Regions from separate parts of the Homo sapiens genome. Here region 2 is linked to region 1. A link is a loop called in an ENCODE intact Hi-C map of the cell type or tissue named here. Cell type or tissue: ovary. All regions are shown on one strand. Links, peaks and the distances in the headings refer to the core of each region. The heading gives the core; the rest is flanking DNA.

Evidence for each region. A loop is a pair of places that touch in the nucleus more often than their neighbours do. Peaks named below come from ENCODE experiments on the same cell type or tissue, not always from the same donor. Only the 100,000 strongest peaks of a DNase experiment are listed, where the experiment ranks them.
Region 2: it touches region 1 in a loop (3-fold over the local background); 16 of 110 quality-filtered maps call a loop at or near these places.

What each region holds. Positions count from the first base shown.
Region 1 is chr10:133,121,916-133,127,275 of GRCh38, forward strand. It overlaps ADGRA1 (adhesion G protein-coupled receptor A1), which reads left to right. Exons shown (of 7, transcript NM_001083909.3): 6 at 5,318-5,360. Among named protein-coding and RNA genes, the nearest start is that of KNDC1, 36 kb to the right of the region's middle. RefSeq lists an enhancer at 4,897-5,360. In ovary, for the core only: no CTCF peak of the experiment used is centred there; DNase peaks (open chromatin) are centred at 1,996, 2,636, 3,016 and 4,633.
Region 2 is chr10:132,651,940-132,657,299 of GRCh38, forward strand. All of the region lies in intron 4 of INPP5A (inositol polyphosphate-5-phosphatase A), which reads left to right. Among named protein-coding and RNA genes, the nearest start is that of INPP5A, 120 kb to the left of the region's middle. In ovary, for the core only: a CTCF peak has its summit at 2,919 (motif pointing right); a DNase peak (open chromatin) is centred at 2,967.

The sequences.
Region 1 (5,360 bases), core at 207-5,206:
GCATGTCCAGTGTGCCAGTGTGTGTGTGAGTGTGCTTGTGTGAGTGTGCATGCCTGTGTGTATGTGTGTGCCTGTGTGTGTGATGGGTGCCAGTGTGTGTGTGGTATGTGTGTTCCAGTGTGTGAGAGTGGGGGGGCATGTACGTGTGGAAGTGTCATGCAAGCATACGTGTGTGCACGTGTGAGCATGCGCGTGGTGTAAGGAGAGGCGCAGCATGGAGGCAGAGGCAGTGCTGCTCACCTGAGCCCAGGGACACAGTGTTGGTCTCAGAAGGGCTGCCCTGGGTGGCACCTGGGCCCAGGACCTTTTCGCTCAGGCTGTGATGGTGCCACTGCAACCGGTGAGAGGTGTGCAGCATCAGCCATGGCGGGAACAGAGCCGTGGCAGGACCACACCTGCAGTCTGCGTCCTCGCCCCGTTTCCCCGTGTCCCAGCGTGTGCTGATTCCGACCATCAGCTCCAACCAGCAGCGGGCTAGTGTGCCAGGAGGGATCACAGAGCCGGCAGCACTCAGGCTGGGCACGGGGCCGAGGGGCTAATGGGCGAGGGGCTGGGCAGGGTCAGCTGCAGGTGCCCCCTCTACTGCGAAGCTCCACCTGCACCACAGGCCTGTTTCTTGTCTCTTTCTTCTTTTCTTTCCTTTCCTTTTAAAAATACTTTCTAGATTTAATCATTTTTGAGTGTGCAGTGGAACATTTAGGAAGATGCCAGACACACCAGCACCGCCCAGGAACCTGCTGTCTTGGCCGGACACACCAGCACAGCCAGGAAACTGTGGTCACGACCCGCGGGGCAGAAGCGAGAACCTTGGGGCCGGCCCCACCCCTGGCCGTGCCTCCCTGGCCTGGCCCTGGGGCCTCCTTGTCTTTCCTCCCGGTTCACCAGCCAGGCACACGCATCCCCAGGCACACGCGTCCCCAGGCACACGCGTCCCCAGGCACACGCGTCCCCAGGCTGCACTGGCTTCGAGCTGTGTGTTCCTGGAGTTGTTGTCTCACCTGGTTTCATAGCAGATTTCTCTGATTTCTTTCCCTGCACGTGTTTCTTTAAGGCCCATCCTGTAACCGTCGGTAGCTGGGGCTCCCCATGTCCATGGCTGCACGGGACCCGCTTCTGGCGAGACCACGGGGCTTTATCCCTTTATCCCTCCTGCCGACTGTGGCACGTTGGTCTCCGAGGGCTCAGGTGGTCTGCAGGCTCGTCCCACCCATGCGGGGCTCAGCTCTAAGCCTGCTAACTCCTCACAAGCCCATCCCTGGCAGGGGCCCCGCGAGTCCCTCTGCGCCCGTCCCTCTGCGCCCGTCTGTGAGCATTGCTGGCTGCGCCGTCCTCTCTTGCCTCTGTGAAGCGTGTGCAGGTCTCTTCCGCTCTCTTCTGGGCCGCCCACTCTTCCTCACTGACGGGCAGGAGCCTGTGTTTGTTCCTCACATCAGCCCGAGCGGCAGAGACTTTCCCTTTCGCTGAGTCAGCTTTGGAACCCAAAGTCTGTGATACTGGGGTGCCTCGTGCTTCTAGGGATGGTTTAAGGTACCCGTCCTCATGCCACATCCACACCATGTCTCCTCCACGAGGCTCCCCAGTCACCCCCTGTGAGCAGCAGCACGCCCGTCCTGTAACTGTGTGTAGCTGGGGTTCACCGCACAGCTGGGGCCGCACCGCCTTCCCGTGGCTGCTGTGGCCACGGTGAAAGCTCAGTGGCCTAAAGCAACTCAGGGGGATCATCCGACAGTCGAGAGGCCGTAAGGTCCGAAATGGGCCCCGCTGGGCCGACGTCGAGTTGTGGGGAGGACTGCCTCCCTCCCCCCCCCCGGCACCTTCTGGGGCTGCCTCGGCCACCGTCACTCCTGGGCTTGGGGCCTCCTCCACCCTGAAAGCCAGCAGCCCTGCGTCCTCTCTCCACTGGGATCTCTGCCCTCCCTTTTAAGAGGACGCCGGTGATGTCAGTACAGCCAAACAACCCAGGGCAGTCTCCACCATTCACCGCCACTCACTTAACCCCATGTGCAAGGTCCCTCTTGACGCGTGAGGTGAAACCTTCACTGGTTTCAGGGAAGAGAACGTGGATGTCTGGGGGTGTTACTCAGCCGACATAGGACCGAGCTCTTGTTCTCCTGTGCGATGCTCATCTACCTGCCCCGGCACTGATGGCCGCTCCTCCCTCACTTGGCACTGGGTCACGTGGTGATGCACTCAGGGCTGGTCCCAGGCTCTGCACCCTCCCCGGCCAGCCCACCCTCTTGGGCTCTGCACCCTCCCCGGCCAGGCCACCCTCTTGGGCTCTGCACCCTCCCCGGCTCTGCAACCTCCCCGGCCAAGCCACCCTCTTGGGCTCTGCACCCTCCCCGGCTCTGCACCCTCCCTGGCCAGGCCACCTTCCCCGGGCTCTGAGCAATGTGCTCTGCCGTGAGTCAGCTCCCGCTTTGCCCCTCCGGACACCTCTGGGTCGGGTTCATAGCTCCCAAGGGGAAGCTGTTAGGATTTCACCGAGATTCAGATCCGCCCTCCCTTTCTAGAAACCTTCCCCCAAAGGCAGTGGTTGGCCTGACTCGCGGAAATCACGTAACCCGGAGATGTCCCAGCGAGTGGCCCTGGCGTGCGAGCCGCTGCCCCAACGCTGGGCACCTGGGCACAGAGGGGTGGGGTGGCCATTCCCCGACGCCCAGAGTCTGCCTGGGGCTTAGACGGGATTCGACGTAACAGAAGATGACGCTTGAGTGACAGATTCGTCAGCGCCCAGAGGAGGAGGACAAGCTGGACCCCTACCCTGGTTGGGGCTTGGAGCCATAGGAGAGGGTGTTCCCAGCTGCCAGACGGGCGGGAACAACTCCCCGGACACCGGTGGGCCGAGGCTGTTGCGAGGGGCCCACGTCAGGCGGTGGATGGTGGATGCTGGACCCAGCGGAGCACCCCCTTCCCCCGGCCCCGGCCCCGGCCCCGGCCCCGCGCCTGCACGTCCACGGCGGTGACTGCCCAGCGGCGGCGGCGAGAAAAGCGGCGGCCTCCCGCGCCCTCTGCCGGCTCACCGGGAAGGAGCCCGGAGCCGGTGGTGCGCCGTGGGTCCGTCCTGCACCACTCCTGTGTGCTGTGGGTCCATCCTGGACACTTCTGCGTCCCCTGGGCCCCTCTATCTCCCTGTCTTATCGTCTACTTTGCCGGGCATCCGTGTAGCCGCTGTAGCTCTCTTAATCTCACAGTTGGCACTGCATGGCCTTTTCCATCCAGTTACTTTCAACCTACTTGTGTCTTATACTCAAAGTGTTTCTATTCTAGTCACCATGTTCCAGAAGCTTACTATCTATTCTGACAACCTCTGCCTTTGGATCGGAGCTTTTAGCTTGTTAAAATTAATTGGAATTTTGATCTGGTTGGATTTAGTCTACATTTTACTGTTTGTTTTCCGTTTTTACCACTTTAAGTGATTGTTTTGCTCTTTGGAATTCTTCCATTTCTCCTTTACTTCCTTCTTTTGGATTATTTTAATATTTTTAAAAAATTTGTTTTAATGTTTTTGTTTGTTTGTTTGTTTGAGACGGAGTCTCGTTCTGTCGCCCAGGCTGGAGTGCAGTGGCGCGATCTCGGCTCACTGCAAACCCCGCCTCCTGGGTTCACGCCATTCTCCTGTCTCAGCCTCCCGAGTAGCTGGGACTACAGGCGCCCGCCACCACGCCCGGCTAATTTTTTTTTTTGTATTTTTTAGTACAGACGGGGTTTCACTGTGTTAGCCAGGATGGTCTCGGTCTCCTGACCTCGTGATCTGCCCACCTCAGCCTCTCAAAGAGCAGGGATTACAGGCGTGAGCCACCGTGCCCTGCCTAGTTTTTACCTAGTTTCTTATGGTTGCTCTAATGGATTAAAATCCGCAACCTTTCCACAGCCTATGTAGAGTAAAATTGTTCTCTTCATATAACATATTTACAGAAAACTTGAGACTATATAGGACCGTTTCCTGCCTCCCACCTTTCCTCCTGCAGATGCTGGGCAGAGCACCATCCCCAGTGCCCTCCACAAGGCACTGCTAAAGTTCTCTCTTTAAACAGTCATTGAAAGAGGGAGGAAATTAAGAAGGGGGAGACAAATCTTTTCTATTTATCCTTCAGCGTTTCTGGTGTTTCTCCTTCCTTCCGCACAGTCCAAGTCCCCCCAAGCAGCCCAGGGGCTTCCTGCTGTTCTGGTGAAGTCCGCAGCACGGACCCTCGGCCCAAGGCCCACCGTGCAGGTCTGGTTGGGGTTTTCCACAGGTGCGGTGCCTGCAGGAGTGTCTACTCTCCCTCCACCCTGAAGAATTTCATCTAACATGTCCTGAAGTACAGGTCGATACACGGAAAATGCTGTTAGTTTTATTTTTATCAGAAAGTATCTTTATTTCATCTTTATTCTTGAAGGATATCTTCTTGGGATATAGAGTCTGGGAAGCACAGGTTTCCTAGGGAGTCCCTGAGAACTACCAGACACAGGCCACCCCCTCCCACCACTGCACCTTGGAGCCCACTGAACGTGTGGGGCAGGGGTCTGTGGCCAACCCAGGTGTTCGCAGGAGCCGGGGAGACAGCGTCCATGGGGGATGGTCTCTGAGCCGGCCCCTAGGTCACCCATGCTCCGTAGGGGTGGCAGCCAGGGGTTGTCTCATGGGTCCGGGTGGGGGCTGGAGGCGGTGAGCAAGTGCACCCGGTCCGGGACACGCTGCATCCCGCTTGGATCCCTGGGCGCCCTCAGCACCGTTGCCAGGCCCTGCAGAGGGGAAGGTCAGCCCCTGCCCTGGGCTCGGGCTGTGCCTGTCAGGATGAGACTCTGCCCCTCCAAGGCGGGGTTCCTCGGTCTGACAGGGAGCAGATACTTCGGCCCTCCGACCTTCTTCCCCTGAGGCTGAGCGGGGCCTTAAAACTGTTTAAAACGGGGCACTGCTGGTCACTGGCCACGCACTACCCGCGGGGAGGGGCCATGACCTGGGGACCCGGTGGGACGCACAGCTCCCTGTGTGACCCCACGCTGCCCCGGGGAGCAGTCCCGCCTGTAGCCAGGGGCTCCCTGCAGTTGCAGAGAAGTCCGCAGCCAACGGAGCTCTCCCGGGGCCCACCCGTGAAAGGACCTGGTCAGGGCCCTCTCCAGGCGCAGAGGCCCGCGGGAGGCCAGCGAGGCCGGCACTGGCTGCTCGGTCAGTGGTCGGGGGTCGGGGGTCGGGGGTCGGGGTTCTTGGTCTCCTCCTGCTCCGCCCGCACCCGCTGCTCTCCCTTGCCCCGCGGAGTGGGGGAGGGACAGCGCTGACCCCGGAGGATGCAGGCGGCGTCTGCAAGGGGGTCAACGCCTTCCTCCCCGGCAGGTTTTACCTCGTCAGCGGAGGGGTCCCCTTTATCATCTGTGGG
Region 2 (5,360 bases), core at 151-5,150, 470 kb before region 1:
GGGACCACGGGGCCCCCACTCACACCAGAGCCAAGGCCCTCACCCCTGTGCTCAGGATGTAGCTCCTCCTGTCAGCCTTCCTCCCTCTCCCCCTTGGTCCCTCCTCCCTCTCCCCCTTGGTCCCTCCTCCCTACCAGCTTCTTTCTCTCAGCTCTGCCATCCTTTCCATAAAATGGCAGCTTCCTTGACCCTCTCACTCTCCTCTGCCATGACCCAACGTAATGTGTTTCCCAAGTAGGGGCTTATTCAGATGAAAAAGAAAAACACCACTGGGGGAGCAGCAAATTAGACATTGCAGAAGAAAAGAGAAGGTGACTGAACTTGAAGACAGCCACAAAATTAAAGTGAAACAGAGAGAAGGACTGAAAAGTGGATAGAAATCACTGTGAAATACCAGGTGTCCTAACACGTGTGGCTGCAGCCCCAGGAGGAGCGGGGAAAGGAGGCAGACAGGGTGATGCTTACAGATGTCATGGCTCAGATTTCTTCATCAGTCCATGAAACTTACAGAAAGATCCAAATACTGCAACAAGCTTCAAGCCGAATAAACATACCAACGCAGGCCAAGGTCCGATTGCTGAAAGCAAGTTACATGAAGGCCCTTCCTTGCCACCCATCATCCTCGGAAGAGTGGGGCTCTGCTCCCCGTCTCTGCGTGCTGCCCTGCCATGGGAGCCTCATCTGTGCCAGTCGCCAGCTACCTCTTCCTCATGGGGACCATCGCTCAGCTCTTTCCAGCTTCCTTTAGATATAAAGACACAGGTATTTTAAAAGTGAAGGGACGGAGGAGGATGTACCTTGTAAAACAGTCGTTAGAAGAAAGTAGGAGTGGCTGTCTGCATGTCAGGGTGCCCTCAGAACGAGCGTGTTGTCGGGGCTGAGAGCGGTCATTTCACGATGATAAGGGGTCAGCTTTTTGGGAGGACATAGCGGTCGTGAACGTGCGCCCCTAATATCAGAGCTCACTTAGACGCGAAACCGACAGGGCTGGGTGGAGACGGGAGGCTCTGCACCGCAGGAGGACCCCACAGTCCCCTCCTGCTGGCCGATGTGCAGGTGGGCGGAGGGGCAGTGCCCGCCACCCGCACCCTTGGCATCTGAGGCTCTCCAGCCAGAGCAGTGGTGGACGCAGCCACCGACAGAAGGCACCCGCGTGCTGGGCCCTGGCCAGAGCAGGCCTCTCCGTCTGTCCGAGCCTGGCTGGGATACCTGAGAGCGAGGCACACATGGGCTGGCGGAGGGGCAGCCGTCATGCTGTAGTTCTGTTTCCACCAAAACGTTTTTCCACATGAGGGCGAAAGCCTCAGCAAAACCTCCTTCAGGCTCCCGAGGGCCGCGGCTGCCTCCACACCTGGCTACCTTCTTCAGGCCCCCGAGGGCTGCGGCTGCCTCCACACCTGGCTTTCAGGGTTTTCCAGGTGGGTCCGGAGCGGCCTGTGCTTAAGGGCTCAGGTCCACCCGAGACTCTGCCTGGCGTGCGTATCTGGGCATCTGCACCTGGCTGCCGGGCACAGGCCGTGCCAGGCCTGTACGAGCTCTGGGGTTGTTCTCCCTTCTTTCCAGGGTTCCTCCCTGGCCCTGGGTGGTTCCAGCAAAACAGTCGCCAGGGCACATGAGTCTAGTTCCAGAAAGACCTTGCCCCTGCCTCTGAGAGATGGAAAGGATACAAACGCATTCTCTTACCAAAAAGAATTAAATTAGAAGTAAATAAAAAAGATATATGGAAAAGTCTCAAATATTTGGAAATTAACTTGTTTGTTAATAATCCCAAGTCAAAGAGAATTACAAGGTATTTTAAATTATGTGAAAAGCTAGAACCTTCAAAATCTGTGAGATGCCAAAATAGTCTGCACCCGCTGCAGATCGTACGGCAGCCTTCAGCGCGGGGAGCACGGCGCCCCCCGTCAAAGGAAAGGTGCCTCTCAGGGGAGGAAGCACAGGGGCTGGGCCGGGCCCCTCCCCTCAAGAAGCCGCTGTGTACTTGGTGCCTCAAAGTGCCCGACAGTGACGTGGGCCTGGCAGCCCATTCTTCAGCACACACGCTTCCCAATTACGTCTCTGAGATGTCTGAAACCAGGGTGCGGGGCACCAGGGCGGCTGAACAGGCCACCCAGAGGCAGCCGTGCTGTGTCTGAGGCCCCGAGGCTGTTCCTCCAGTCACCCTCACGATGAGGGTTTCCGGAAAATGGGACAGGATAAGGCTTGGGAGTGAGAGTGGGTCTCAGGCCTGCTCTCGGGGAACTGTGGCCTGGCAGGAGCTCCCGTGCCTCTGCTGCCGCCCTTCAGCTCAGTGGGCTCCAGCCCCGGCTTCCCTGCCTGGGCACGGACCTGATCTCTCCCACAGCCACGGCCCTGAGTGAGGCTTTAGGCCAGGTGGATGGTGGAGGGCAGCCTTGCCTGGCAGGTAGGAGGGTCCAGGATGCCCCAGATGCCCAGTTAGCTCATGCCAAGCTGGTGCCAGGCGGGCCTGTCCTCCCTGTCTTGTCACTGAGACTGGGCTGGCAGACCTCGGAACGCTGCCCCCTGGGCCACCACTGGCTGCCTCAGTGGCCTGGTCTTTGCTGGGGGCCCTCGGGGTGTCTGTGTGGCGGGGCCTGACTTCCCCGGGGTCCTGGGCAGAGCTGGGCAGCAGCGGCCAGCCAGACAATCACCCTCCTGCCCCAGCCAGGTGCCCTCTGGCTGTCAGAGGGAGGAAAATTTAATTTTTACAAGATTGATGGTATTGGAGCAATATTTTTAGCTGAGTCTGGTTCAAATAATAGGCCATTAATTGAAAAAGGAAATTGAAATGAATTTATCTTGTACATAAATGCTGTCACGGGTATTAATAGGGATCAGAAAATAGTGGCCTGTTCCCAGAAGGCGATTGAACCTGAAGCTGCGCCTGGCGCGTGAGCCTGTGGGGGGGACGCGGCTGAGGGGCTTTGAGCGACCTGCAGGTGCCCATTGCCACCAGGAGATGGCGCCCACGCAGCGCCTGAGAGTTTCCTACCGGAGATGATCAGAAGGCAACTTTTAATGCTTAAAAAATGAGGATATTAGGCTGGGCGCGGTGGCTCACGCCGGTAATCCCAGCACTTTGGGAGGCTGAGTCTGGGATGGACATGCACCGACTCCGCCAGGCGAGGTGGGCCTGGCTCAGGGCAGAAGGCCCCAGGAGGTGCCCAGGCTGAGCCCCGAGCTCTGCGCCCGCATGGAAAATGGAAAAGTGGCGAGAGCCAGGCTGGAAGACACCTGAGTGCCAGGCGGTCTGTGTGCCTCATCCCTGAAGCGCCTTTGTCAGAGCCCTTGCTCCTGGGTTCAGCCTGGTGTCCCTACCCCTGGGAACACATGTCCACCCACAGCACTGGAGACAGGGCTCAGAGCTAGCCCCGCCGTGGAGGTCTCGGTACCACGTTGGTACCCAGAGAAATTTCTTAGCCACCGCGGTGCATCCTCCCACACAGGCCTCGACACTGAAGAAGTGCCTGGGCGAGGCTTTCCCGGGCTGCCAAGTGCCTATTGATCCACAGCTCCAACAGCACAGAAATCCCGTGTCTTGTCTGCCGGGCACGCAGGGAGCTCCGAGAACACATCAGTCAGCGCCCAGAGAGCCGACGTCGGCCAGAGGACGCAGGGTAACGGCTTTCCTGAACTCCGCTTCCAAGAGGGTTCTGTGAGGAAGAGGTTGCAAATTCATTTTCGTTTAACGTCACCCGCATCTGGTTTCACCACAGAAGTGGAGCCCTGCAGTGGGAGGGGTGGGGGGCCTGTCACTGGGCTTTGCTGCTGATTTGGCCTACCTGGGAAGCCCAGAAGATGTATTTACTGTAGGGACTTGAGGCTTGCTTGGGGCCTGGTAGGAGCCAAGGCCACCCCATCCTCCCAGCTCAGCTTGGTGACTTACCATCCATGGCTCTGGTTCGCTTGTCACCCGCCCCTCCCAGAGAGGCTGCGTGGGGCTGCAGGCGCCTGAGTGTAGGTCCCAGCCTGTGTCCTGGGCTCTAGTCCCATTGAAGCCTTGTGGCTGGCTGGGCATGGGTCCCATGCAGACTGGTGGGGCCAGGAGGGCCTGGCGTGGGCACCTGCAGCAGCTTCTTCAAGGCCTCCCAGCACTGACCGTGGCCTCTCAAAGCTTCGGCTGCTTCAGCAGCTTTCCTGCTGGGAGCTGTGAGCACTGCTGGGGCCCATGCCCAGGACTGTCCTGACCGGACTGAAAGCCCTAGAGGGAAGCTGGCAGTGGGGACAGGGTGCAAGAGGAAAGACCCTCTCTCCATGCAGCTCCTTCATCCACCCACCTGGAGGAACTCCTAGAGGGAAGGTGGCAGTGGGGTCAGGGTGTGAGAAGGAAAGCCCCACTCTCCTCTTCATCCACCCACCCAGAAGAAGTTTGAAGAAACCATGCCTTTTAATGGCTTAAAGTTGGAGCAGAAGGGTTTATCTGCTGATACAATTAAGATAGCTTCGGGAGAGGGCTGAGAAGGTGTGGCCTGGCGGACACACTGCCTCCAGGGACACCCCTGCCCCCGCCAGCTGTGCCTGCTCAGAGAGTGCCTGCTCCTCGGAGGGTCCCCCCTGCTTGGGAAGGTACCTGCTGCACAGGACCCCAGCTGGAGTCAAGGAGTCAGCAGAAGAGGGGGTTGGAGGAGCGGCTGGGGACAGGAGGTGGCTGTGCGGGCTGCCCCACCTCGCCTCTTGCCTGAGCCCCTCTGTGGCCACATAGACAGAAGGAGGGGTTGGAGGTGCAGCCAGCCAGCTGGGCCAGGTGAGCCGGTCCTGAAGGGCACCAAGCAGGGTTGCCCCGGGCTCCTGAGAGGATTTTTCACATGCAGCAGCTGGAGACAGTTTGGAGGGGCCCAGGGCGGTGCAGACCCTTCCACAGCTGCTCAGGTGGCCCGGAGGCGTGTGCACCCTTCCCTATGCAGCAGGGCTCCACAGGCCTGGGCACTCAGCCCAGATGGTGCATGTGGGGAACCGTGGGACCCCATGTGCCAGGAGTCTCTGGGCAGACAGCAGCGACAGGGCTGTGTGGGGACTTGGGCAGGCCTGAGCCTGGGGTCCGATGACCTAGTTGGGTCTGGGGCAGCCACAAGCCGAGGCGTTGAGGAAGAGAGAGTGAAGTCTGAGCTCCTTGTGTAGGAGACCTCCGTGTGGAGTAGCCCCAGAGGCAGGAGGCTGCCTCAGCCAGGATGGCCCCATGCACTTGCTAAGCTGCGCCGCCTGCTCACTCAAGGCTCTTGGGCTCGGAGCAGAACTATGAGCCTGCAAGGCCTGCTGGGCAGAGTGGCCACAGCACGTGGCCGCTGGTCACCAACCGGGGGCTTACCCCTCTCCCACCCGCTAGCGCTGCCTTTGCACCTCGGAGGGCAGGTCTCTGCTGG